3 separate regions of the Homo sapiens genome follow, and regions 2 and 3 are each linked to region 1. The links are chromatin contacts, found by Hi-C or POLR2A ChIA-PET in ENCODE. All regions are on one chromosome and are shown on one strand. Each heading gives the region's core, a stretch centred on a gene start or an enhancer-like site at or near the end of the contact. The rest is flanking DNA. Distances are from core to core; before and after follow the strand shown. Region 1 has its middle 37 kb from the start of DRAIC. Region 2 has its middle 120 kb from the start of LINC00593. Region 3 overlaps PCAT29 (prostate cancer associated transcript 29).

Region 1 (3,196 bases), core at 346-2,845:
AAAAGTCCCAAAATAGGCAACCCAGGGTTGGCTGGGCAGCTCACTAGCTCACATCACCAGGAATCCAGATTCCATGTCTCCGCCAGTTTCACCACAGTGGCTTCTGCCCTCAGTCTTGCCCCTCCTGGTTCCAAGACAGCTGCATGACAGCATATTAATCATCTACTGCTGAGTAACAAACGACCCCAAAACTCAGTGGCTTAAAAAGGCAATAAACAGTTATGATCTCACACGGCTGCTGCAGATGAGGAATTCTGGCACCACGTGGCTGTTGGTTCTGGCTTGAGGTCCCTCATGAGGCGGCAGTCAAGATGCTAGCAGGGCTGCAGCCATCTGAGGGCTGGACTGGGACAGGAGGATGCACTTCCAAAAAGGCTCGCTCACTCACACAGCTGGCGGGCTAGGGCTGCTTGCTGGCAGGGGGCCTCAGCTCCTCCCTACGTGGGCCTCTCCGTAGGCTGTTTGGGTGTCCTCATGACGTGGTGGCTGGCTTCCCCCAGAGTCAGACAGCCGCGAGAGCAAAGCTGAAGCACCAATGTCTTTTATGGCCTTTCCTCGAATGTCACACACTTTCACCTCTGTTACATTCTCTTCATTGAAAGCCAGTCGCTAAGTGTGGCCCACGCTCAGCAGGAGGGGAAATGGGCTCCACCTTTGGAAGCAAGGTCAAAGAATTGGGGGACTTTTTAACTATAACAAATAGTGCCCACACTGGAAGAGAGAAACTCAAGCAAAAGTTTCCTCCCTGCTCTGCCGCCATCGGAGAGAAAGTTTTTCCCAGAAGTCATCGGCAGTCTTTCCCTTAGGTGTAATTGGCCAGAAATGAGTCACATGCTTACCTCTAGACCAATCACTGACAAGGGAAACAGACGCCCATGGCTGGCTTAGACCAATCATGAGTCTTCCTCTGAGATTGGGCACATTTCTGACTTAACAAAATTAGGTTTCGGGTAGCAAGGGAGTAGGGGGAAATGGCCGTTGGGTGGGTGGGCAGGAGTGTCAGCCATGTTGTTCTATTGAGTGGGTAACTGGGAAAAATTAGATGCTGAGGTGGTGATAATCCACAAATAGGAAACCTGGTCATTTATTAACTGCTTTCCATACTATCAGCTAGAAATGAATCCGTTCCAGGATCTGCTCTGTAAAAAGGGTCTGCTCACTGTGGTTGGCGTTTCATCCCTTCGGGCCGTCTGGTTTTAGACTCAGAGGACTCGGCTTAGAGTCCGCGTCTACTATGTGTTGCCTGTGCAGCCCCTAGAAGTACCTTCTCTGAGCTTCAGTTTCCAGCTGCATACACAGGGGATGATCATCGCTACTTCACAAGGCTCTTAGGACTACTGGAATATGCTTTGTAATTCATCTGGGGTTAAGGCCATGTGCATTCTGATCATTGCTGTTTGCCCTGGGTTTGGGGTGAGAGGCCAAATACCACCAGAGGGTTTTTTGTCCCCTCTTTCTTTCCATCTCTAATTTCCAATACACAGTGCCAAAAAAAGAGGAGAACTGAGCACAGAGGCCAAATCCCCAGCATAAAAACAGTGGTGCCATTGTAAACGCCTCCAGCGATTGCGCCCCACCCAGCTGAGGAAGCCCCATTCCCAGCCCCACTTAACAACGTGCGGCCTGATTTAATATGAGCAGCTGATCTCATTGCTTCCATAGCAAGTTTAATTTGCTGGGAAAGCGAGTTGGTGAGGTTCTAATAATGCAGAGCCGCAAATAATACCAAAGAGAGTTTGCATTATGATAACTTTCCAATTAAAATGGATTAATGGAGGAGAAACAGCAGCAGTAGTGTCTAGACAACATATTACTGAATCCTTGGAGAGGGAGATGGAAAGGAGTTGGGGGAACAAGCGGCAGCAAGATAAACAGGTGAACTTTATAAGTTGGAGGCACACTTGTGTGGGTGTGACGGGAAGTACCAGGGAGGGCTCCTTACCCCTGGTGCCCCATCAGTTACAATACCTGGACTTTGCACCATTTGAGAAAACCAGTCTTTTAGGACCCAGAGGCCTTTGGTCTTTTGGATTCCTTATTAAAATGCAAACAGCACCTTCCGTTTCCTCGGCTGACCTTACAGCTGGGATTAGCCTGCAGCTACTGGAGAGCAGACTGTGTGACTGTGCGACAGAACAGAGGCCCCGGCTGAGCCTTGGAAGACCCACATCGACCAGGTGTTGACACCTGTGGTGTTCTTGTCAGGGCTTCACTACAGGACTCAAAACAAATCCTCCATAACTATGCTAGTAACCCCCTGACCTCTGACCACTGCTGAGTGATCCAAGGGGTCCATCTAGAACCTCTATCCCAGCAACCTGAATTTTAGACCTGAGAGATACAGGGTCTGGGCTGGACTGGGGCTAGTGCTCATCCCTGAGAGCAGGTTCAGGACAGAAAGAGCCACAGACTGTTGCTGCCAATCTTGAGCTACCCCGGGCCCCACCCATGGAGGCCAAATTAGTTGATTTTCTTGCCATTCTGTGAAATCCCCCCAGGATCCATGTTCCTCTCCTTTGCTTAAACTGACTAGACATTTCTGATGCCTGCAAACAAAAGAGCTTTAATCTATCACTTCTTACTTGTGGGACCTGGTGAAAGTCATTTAACCTCACTGAGCCTCTGTTTTCTCTCCTGTAAGATGGGAGATACACACATCCCCACCTTGCAAGGTTGGTTGCCTCCTGTATTGGTAACATGATGTGTTAGGGTTAGATCACCATTTAAGTCCCTCTCAGCCCTGAAGTTCGGAGATCGTAGAAGTAATCCTTGAGGGATAGGGGAAGAGGCTGGCTGGACCACAGAGGCCAGGAGACCAAGAAGCCCAAGGACCTAATTCCACCAGCATCAGTAACTTGCAGGGCATAATAAATATCTCAACACCAGAACTGAGGCTCCTTGCAGAAATCTCCAAGGCTCCCCTATGCCTGGGAAGGCTCTGATTTCTTGCAAAGCCAGGAGTCCCATGAGCCAGTCCCTCATGAGTGAAGTACTGGCCATGTGCTGCCCCCTGCAGGCCTGCCTTTCTCATCACCTTTCTCATCAAACAGGCAAAGAAAAAGCCCATGTAATTGAATACAATCACAAAGGCAGTATTTAGCAGCATTCATCCCCCATTTTATCTCATTCTGCCATGTCCTTCCCTGTCTATAGATGAATATGAAACTACCACTGAAAGCAAATCATTCCAGGAATA
Region 2 (3,196 bases), core at 328-2,827, 190 kb before region 1:
TTAATTAAGGTATGTACTTTTTTTAGGAATAATGTTATTGCTCACTTAATAGTGTATAGTACAGTGTAAACATAACTTATGTGCACTGGGAAACCAAAAAAAAATGTGTGACTTGTTTTATTGAGATACTCACTTTGTTGGGGGTGGTCTGGAATGGAACCTGCATATCCCCAAGGTGTGCCTGCGTTGGTCAGAACAAGCCACACAGCCCTCACCTAGGAGGCTGGGAAGTGTAGGAGAGCACGTGGAATAAGTGGGAGTGCCATCTCTCCCAGTCTGCCATTTCTGAGTAGATCTCAAGGTATGCTATTACAGAAACAGTCAACTCTGCAAAGAAAAGGAGACCAGCAAGGTAATGAAAATGAACCATCCATGGCAATGGGGATCTCAGGGGTAAGGAGGGGCCTCTCCTTGCTGCCATTCACTACAACAAGTAGCTCTTGCATGGCAGTCTGTGTTGGAGTTTGTCACGCACGAGTGGCCAGGCTCTTCCACCCACAGTGCCCACATGCTAATGTGATGAGGACAAGGTTGGTATGTAGAGTGTTCCCAGCCTCCCCACCATCTTTTCCAACACCATGTTTGCTACCACCCACCACCAAAATTGTCTTCCTTGCCTGCTCCATTTCTCCTCCCCCAGCTCTCAAAAAAGAGTTCCATCTTGGCCATCCAGGTTCCCAGGATGGGGAGGATGGGGAGAGATGGGCAGTGTTGCAGAGACAGGAGGGAAGGGGTAGTATTCTGGTTTGCTAGGTCAGTTCCTGACTTCTCCTTTGTAAAAAGGAATTTGGGTCAGAAGTAAACTAGAAAGAAAACTAAAGAAGAGTGGAGTCAAGGAGGAGAAAAAGGAAAAGAAAATGAAAACACAGATGTTAAGCCCATCTAAATAATGGAGATATGGAAGAACCAAAGGGAGATGGCACAAGAGATTGACTGGATATAGGAGAGTTTGGAGTGTTTCGTAGAGTGGATGTTTTTTGAAGCATAAGGAAATGAGACAGAGAACTAAAAGCAGGTCTCATTCTTTTCATTCCTTTGAGAGATGTGCATAAAGATTGAAAATCTCTTACTTTCTTTTGGTTATTGGATTGTGCTTCTTTGACTATAACTTAATGTAGAGACTGGGTCACAAGGACTCCCTGCATTCACTCAAGTTACATTAATAAAAATTCAAAACTGAATGAGTAGCATATTCTTAGGGCTTGAAAGGCAAAAGCATAAAAATCAAGAAGTGGCCATAACTTCTCAGAAAGGTATTAATAAGCTTTGGTAATTTTGGGAATGACAAAGAATGAGGAGAGGAATGTGCAGCAGCAACCGCAAGAAGCCCCTCTTCCCTGCCCTCCGAGAGCTCGGCGGGTTTTCGATGCTTGTCTTCCACTGAGGTCACCAGGTCTGAGCTCCATTTCCTGGGCACACGCTGACTAAGGAGTAGCTCCTCCCTCGCTCTGTTCATTGTACCTCCACTTGTGGAGGCCACGGTGACATTAGCTCTGTTGGCTACCACATCCCACCGTTGACTCATATGAAACTTCCTGTCAACTAAAAACCCAACACCTTTTCACTTGTGCTGTTGACCCAGGTATCCCACATCCTGTGTGTGTCTGGTGAGCATCTGAGCCCCAGTGTGAGCAAAGGTCTCTATCACCTTGCATCTTGGTGTGCAGTTATTTTGGCCCAGTGTTAATTTCAGTCCTCTTCAGACCTGCCTCTCACCTTCCTGGTATTGTCCATCCCTCTGACCTTCCCACTTGCCCCTCGGTGATAAGACAGTTTAGTGCCACATGTGACACAGAGCCCCAGCCTTCAGATCCCAGTCTGGATGCCAAATCTTATTGCATTAATTGCTGTGAGACCTTGGGCAAGTTGCTTGCCCTTGGTTACATATTTATTTCCTGGTCTGTGAAAGGGTAATACAACCTCTCTTACAGTCAGGCTGTGAGGGATAAGATAAATAAGCTTTGTAAAATATTGGCAATAGTTGCTGACACAGGAGTTTCTCAATAAATGTTCACCCTTCCCTCACCTATTTCATTCCAGTCATTGATAAAAGGGCTGAATAAGATATGGCCAAAGACAGAGTCCCTTGACATGCCACTAGAGACCCTCATCTAGGCTGATGTAGTTAGATTTATCCATTCCATTTGGGTATGGCCCTTTAACCGGTTCCTAATCTATTGAATTGCACTAGCATCCAGTCCTAACTCTTCACCTTGAGATGCGCATGAGACACCTTGCCAAATATCTTGCTCAAGTCCAAACAGATCACATATTTCTCACTTGCCTGTCTAGAAATCCAAAAGGGCAAGTGGGAGAGCCCAGGTGTGGGAATCACAGCGTTTCAGCCACAGTAGTGGGGAGGAGTGGGGTGGGCACAAGTCATACTTTATATTTGATTGCCAGAATGTTGGGCTCCCAGAGAGAAGCCCTGTTTCCCAGCAATGTGCCAGGTAGGCAGACAAGGCAAGAAGTATGACCAAGTATATTCTGTTGCCCAGGAGCTGGCCCAGAGGAGGTGGAAATGTGTGCTGAACTAGGACTTAGGGACCAGAGTTCTAGTCTTACAGTTACTGGGTGACATCAGGCAATCTTGTAACTTCCTGACCTGTTTCAGCTCAGCCACACTGAGCAGATCCTCACTATGAACTATGCCCCTTTAGCCCTTAACTGTTTGCCCAGTTCCTCCCTAGGCTCAGGAAATGGAAGTATTTGACCTGCTGGGTAGTACACATATCCCAGAGTGAGGGTGATGAATACATGGCAGGGTTCCAGGGAGTATAGGGAGCTATACCAAAGGCACAGCAGCTCTTCCTAGAACAGTGGTTAGTTAGAGAATTGCGATGTGCATACACACTTATGCATACCCACACACAAACATACATGCACACGTGGATATGCTGTGGGAAAGAAATAGATTTCCTTAAATTCTGCACGCATTTTTAAAATAAAGCCTGAGATTTCTGAGATATTTTCTATCTGCCACTGGCATATGACCCCTCAACCCTATGGGTACAACATCACCTTCCCGACATTTGAAAGTCACCCTGCTGGGCAGAAGGGGCCCTAGAGGCTATCTTGGATACATGAAGACCAAATGGCTGTTCTTGGCTTCCTTGGTGCTCAAGAAAAAGTCCAGCCACTTCCTGTTTCAAGAGCTGCCCCTTTCTCTAGGGCACACTGCCCCTCCGAGTACCTG
Region 3 (3,196 bases), core at 458-2,957, 140 kb before region 1:
AGAAGGAAGGACTCCATGTGGCCTGGAATCGTCAGGACAGGTTTCCTAGAGGAGCTGGGACCTGGGCCTCCACTGGACTTGCTGCGTCTGATCTCAAGCAGAGCTGAAGGTGTCATTATTTGCCAAGTACGCCATTGTTCTGAGATTCAGTTTCCTCATTTGTAAATGGAGATAAGCATAACTAATTTACCAACAGATCACACACACAGAGCTGTCCAGCAGGATGGAAGGAAGCGAGGAACCCAGAGATTTGGGTCCAGTCAGAGTTCTGCCACTATGGTGTTACCCTAGGCAGGTCACGTTTTGTCTCTATGATTTTGTCTCCTCATCTGTGAAATGGGAATTTTTTATTTTGAAGTCACTAGGTGAGTCACTTCACCTCCCTAGAAGTTGCTTCCTCATTGGTAAAATGCCTGGTTGTAGCTCTCCACGTTTTTTTCTCTTGGGTTTAAAGCCCCTGTGGCTTGGATTCTAAGCTAGGGCCCACCCTGTCCCCATACCCTCTCCACCCACCATGCCAGCCAAGACAATACACCCTTGGGGAACCATGTTCAGGTCCAGAGAGAGAACAGAAATGCTTCTGGGCCATATCCTCTTTCCAGATGGCCTTTAAGAGAAACAAGAGGCACAGGTAACAAGGAGGAAGAAACTGACCTTGAAAACACTATGAAACATAAGCCAAACTCTCCCAGATAGCTGCTGGCAGGGTCCCCCCACCCCGGCCCCCATCAGCTACAGAGGCACTTCAGAGCACTTCCTGTCTCATTTGGGGCAGGGCTGGCCAGGATGCTCGTGCAGCCCAACCCCAGCCTGGGTAGGGTGCTCTGACCACAGGCCGGTCACATGTAAGGGCAAGCAGAGGACTATTTTTGATCAGTGGTTAGGAGCCAGTGGCAGGTGACAAAACATGGTGAGCGTGAGCAGCCACAAGTGGGCCCTGGGCTCCTGGGCATGGAACTCTCCCCACTCTTGGCTTCCCACTTCCTGGGGTGCATTTCTCTCTTACAGCCCCACCCCACACCACCACCCTCACTCAGTGGCAAACTAAACACTGTCCCTCCTAGCCAGACAGGGGTCTACACCTGGGACACCGTCAGTGGGGTGTTAGGGTTAGGTTGTTTGCCAAGTTCAGGATTGGGACACTCAGCTTTGAGCACCTCCTGCTATATGGAGGGCTCCTCAGAAGGGGAGGTCTGGAGACTTACGGCCTAATTTCCCTAGTCTCTAGAACAGAGCTCCACTTCCTAGGGAGCTTTCTCCAGTGCCCTCCCCACCATTTCCTCCAATATCACCTTCTTCTCAGGAGGAGGGGAAAAGGCCACAGGAGGAAGTAGAGGAGGGTGGGCAGGAGCCAGCTGGGGGATCAAGAGGGATCAGATGAGCACAGAGCCAGCTGATGGGGCTGCACACACCAGCCTCACCCTCTTTCTGCCTCTTCCCTCCTCCTCCTTTCTTCCCCTCATAGACGATAACTGAGCAGCTGCCATGTGCCAGCCCTGTCTGAGTTCCTGCGTATGCACATCTGCCTCACACTCAGACTCTGCACTCTGGCCTGCTCTCCTGCTGAGGCAGAGGGACCCTGTGGCGAGGGAGAGCAGAAAGAGCTCCTCAGCCTATGAAACTGGCCACTACCACAATTTTAGAAATGTGGTCACTGAGGGCCTGAAAAAAAGCCTTGCCCAAAGGCAATCCTCTTGGGACCAAGGCTCCTGCCTGCTGAGGCTGACGAGGTCCTGGCCAGGCAGCACAAATTCCATGCAGGGATGTCCCTGGGGCCCCTGCTGTGCACCCAGCACTGTGTTGGACTGTGGGGACACGGGGTGAGTCAGGCCTGATCTGGGGATGGGGACACAAACACACACAGAGCCAACTCACTCCTTGGTGCCTGAGGAGAAGCCCTGGCGCTGGAGGCACTTAAGAAATGCCCAGTGACCTTTCACACCACAGAGGGCACAAGCCCCCTGAGGTCCAGGGTACCATTGGCTTGCTCTGCCCTGTACCTGCATGTCAACATGGAGCCAGGAGCTGACCTCTGTTTTTGAATCATTAGCTCCTGAGTTGAGGGAATGTGGAGGAAGTGTCTGGGGGTGGGAGTCCAGACACTCATTCAGCGGCTGAGTGGCCCCTGTTCCACTTGGCAGCCCTAACTGCCCCCTCCCCAGCTTCCCCCTTTCCCAGCACCCTCCCACCAGCACCGTCCTGGGCTCCTGTTACTCAGGGTTCAAAAGACCGGAACACGAGCGATGGAATGTCAGGACAGGAGGGCAGAAGAGGGATTCAGGATAGACTAGGTCCTGCAGGGCCCCCACCCCCACCATGTGGCAGCCCAAGGGTATTGACAAGCCTTATGGTGAGCATCCCAGTGCTGAGGTCCAGAGAGGTACAGTGCCTTGCCCAAAGTCACACAGCAAGAAGGGACAGCAGTAGGCCCAGAGCCCCAGTCTCTGCTCTCATCTCAGACTCCACCCACTCTTGCACGCAGGTGGCTTCCCCAGCTGGTTCCACACGCTGGGTGGATGTCCAGGCCTAGCGTTCCTACAGCTCAGAGAGTGCCTGGTCGGCGGGGGGGGGGGGGGGGCGGGAATGGGAGGGTGCAGAGGGGGAACAGGAGAAAACAGAAAGTGCCAGTGATTCACATTTCAAAATGTCGTGTTATTCCAGGCGCTTTCTCGCTTTGCCACCACCTTCATCCACCCCCCACTTGCCATCTTGAGAACCGGCTGCAGGGTGGCTGGGGCGGGGGGAGGAGGAGGCTGAGACCATCATCTAAGGAAGCTGTGTTTCCACCCTGCCCACTGAGAAGCCCGAGGGTGAATGAGCAGTCGGATGAGCACCGAGCTGGGAACCAAGGGGCCTGGGTGCCAGCCCTGGCTTTGGAATTGGTTGTTGTGAGACCCTGAGCAAGTCCCTAGGCCTCTCTCTACTTCCTTTACATACTTCCCCAGCACGTAAAATGGGGAAGTGGGAAGAGTTTGTGGCTCCCACGACTAGTTGCATATCAAAGCAAAACAAAACAGATTCTTGGACTGCATCCCCAGAGATTCTGATTCTATATGTTAGAGATGAGGCCTGGGAGTCTAATTTTAAAGCATACCCCTAAACCCCACCCAACCTGGTGATTCAGTGCAACCAGTCTACCGAGGCGCGGTTAGAGAGTTCCTGGCTATATGCTTCCACGCGGTTTCCAATCATCTCC

The links. Hi-C counts contacts between places; a loop is a spot of excess contacts on that map. ChIA-PET counts read pairs that join two places held with the same protein, here RNA polymerase II (POLR2A). Pooled maps may share reads with other maps.
Region 2: a loop to region 1 is called in a pooled map, with 4 times the contacts of the local background. The contact joins two enhancer-like sites. A Hi-C loop is called at or near these places in 7 of 168 maps with a recorded cell type or tissue (A673, GM12878, HAP-1 and 4 more), 17 of 37 single-sample maps with no recorded cell type and 14 of 50 pooled maps.
Region 3: a loop to region 1 is called in a pooled map, with 2.5 times the contacts of the local background. The contact joins two enhancer-like sites. A Hi-C loop is called at or near these places in 5 of 168 maps with a recorded cell type or tissue (Caco-2, aorta, ascending aorta and 2 more) and 11 of 50 pooled maps. POLR2A ChIA-PET finds 5 or more read pairs at or near these places in 1 of 52 experiments (WTC11).

What each region holds. Positions count from the first base shown.
Region 1 is chr15:69,523,395-69,526,590 of GRCh38, reverse strand. No RefSeq gene overlaps it. Among named protein-coding and RNA genes, the nearest start is that of DRAIC, 37 kb to the left of the region's middle. RefSeq lists enhancers at 1-397, 2,925-3,094. Within about 2 kb of position 1,595, at least 4 of the 41 ENCODE cell types and tissues checked have a DNase peak (open chromatin) inside an H3K27ac peak, as active enhancers do.
Region 2 is chr15:69,712,717-69,715,912 of GRCh38, reverse strand. No RefSeq gene overlaps it. Among named protein-coding and RNA genes, the nearest start is that of LINC00593, 120 kb to the left of the region's middle. Within about 2 kb of position 1,577, at least 4 of the 41 ENCODE cell types and tissues checked have a DNase peak (open chromatin) inside an H3K27ac peak, as active enhancers do.
Region 3 is chr15:69,666,827-69,670,022 of GRCh38, reverse strand. All of the region lies in intron 1 of PCAT29 (prostate cancer associated transcript 29), which reads right to left. Among named protein-coding and RNA genes, the nearest start is that of PCAT29, 76 kb to the right of the region's middle. RefSeq lists enhancers at 959-1,038, 3,117-3,196. Within about 2 kb of position 1,707, at least 9 of the 41 ENCODE cell types and tissues checked have a DNase peak (open chromatin) inside an H3K27ac peak, as active enhancers do.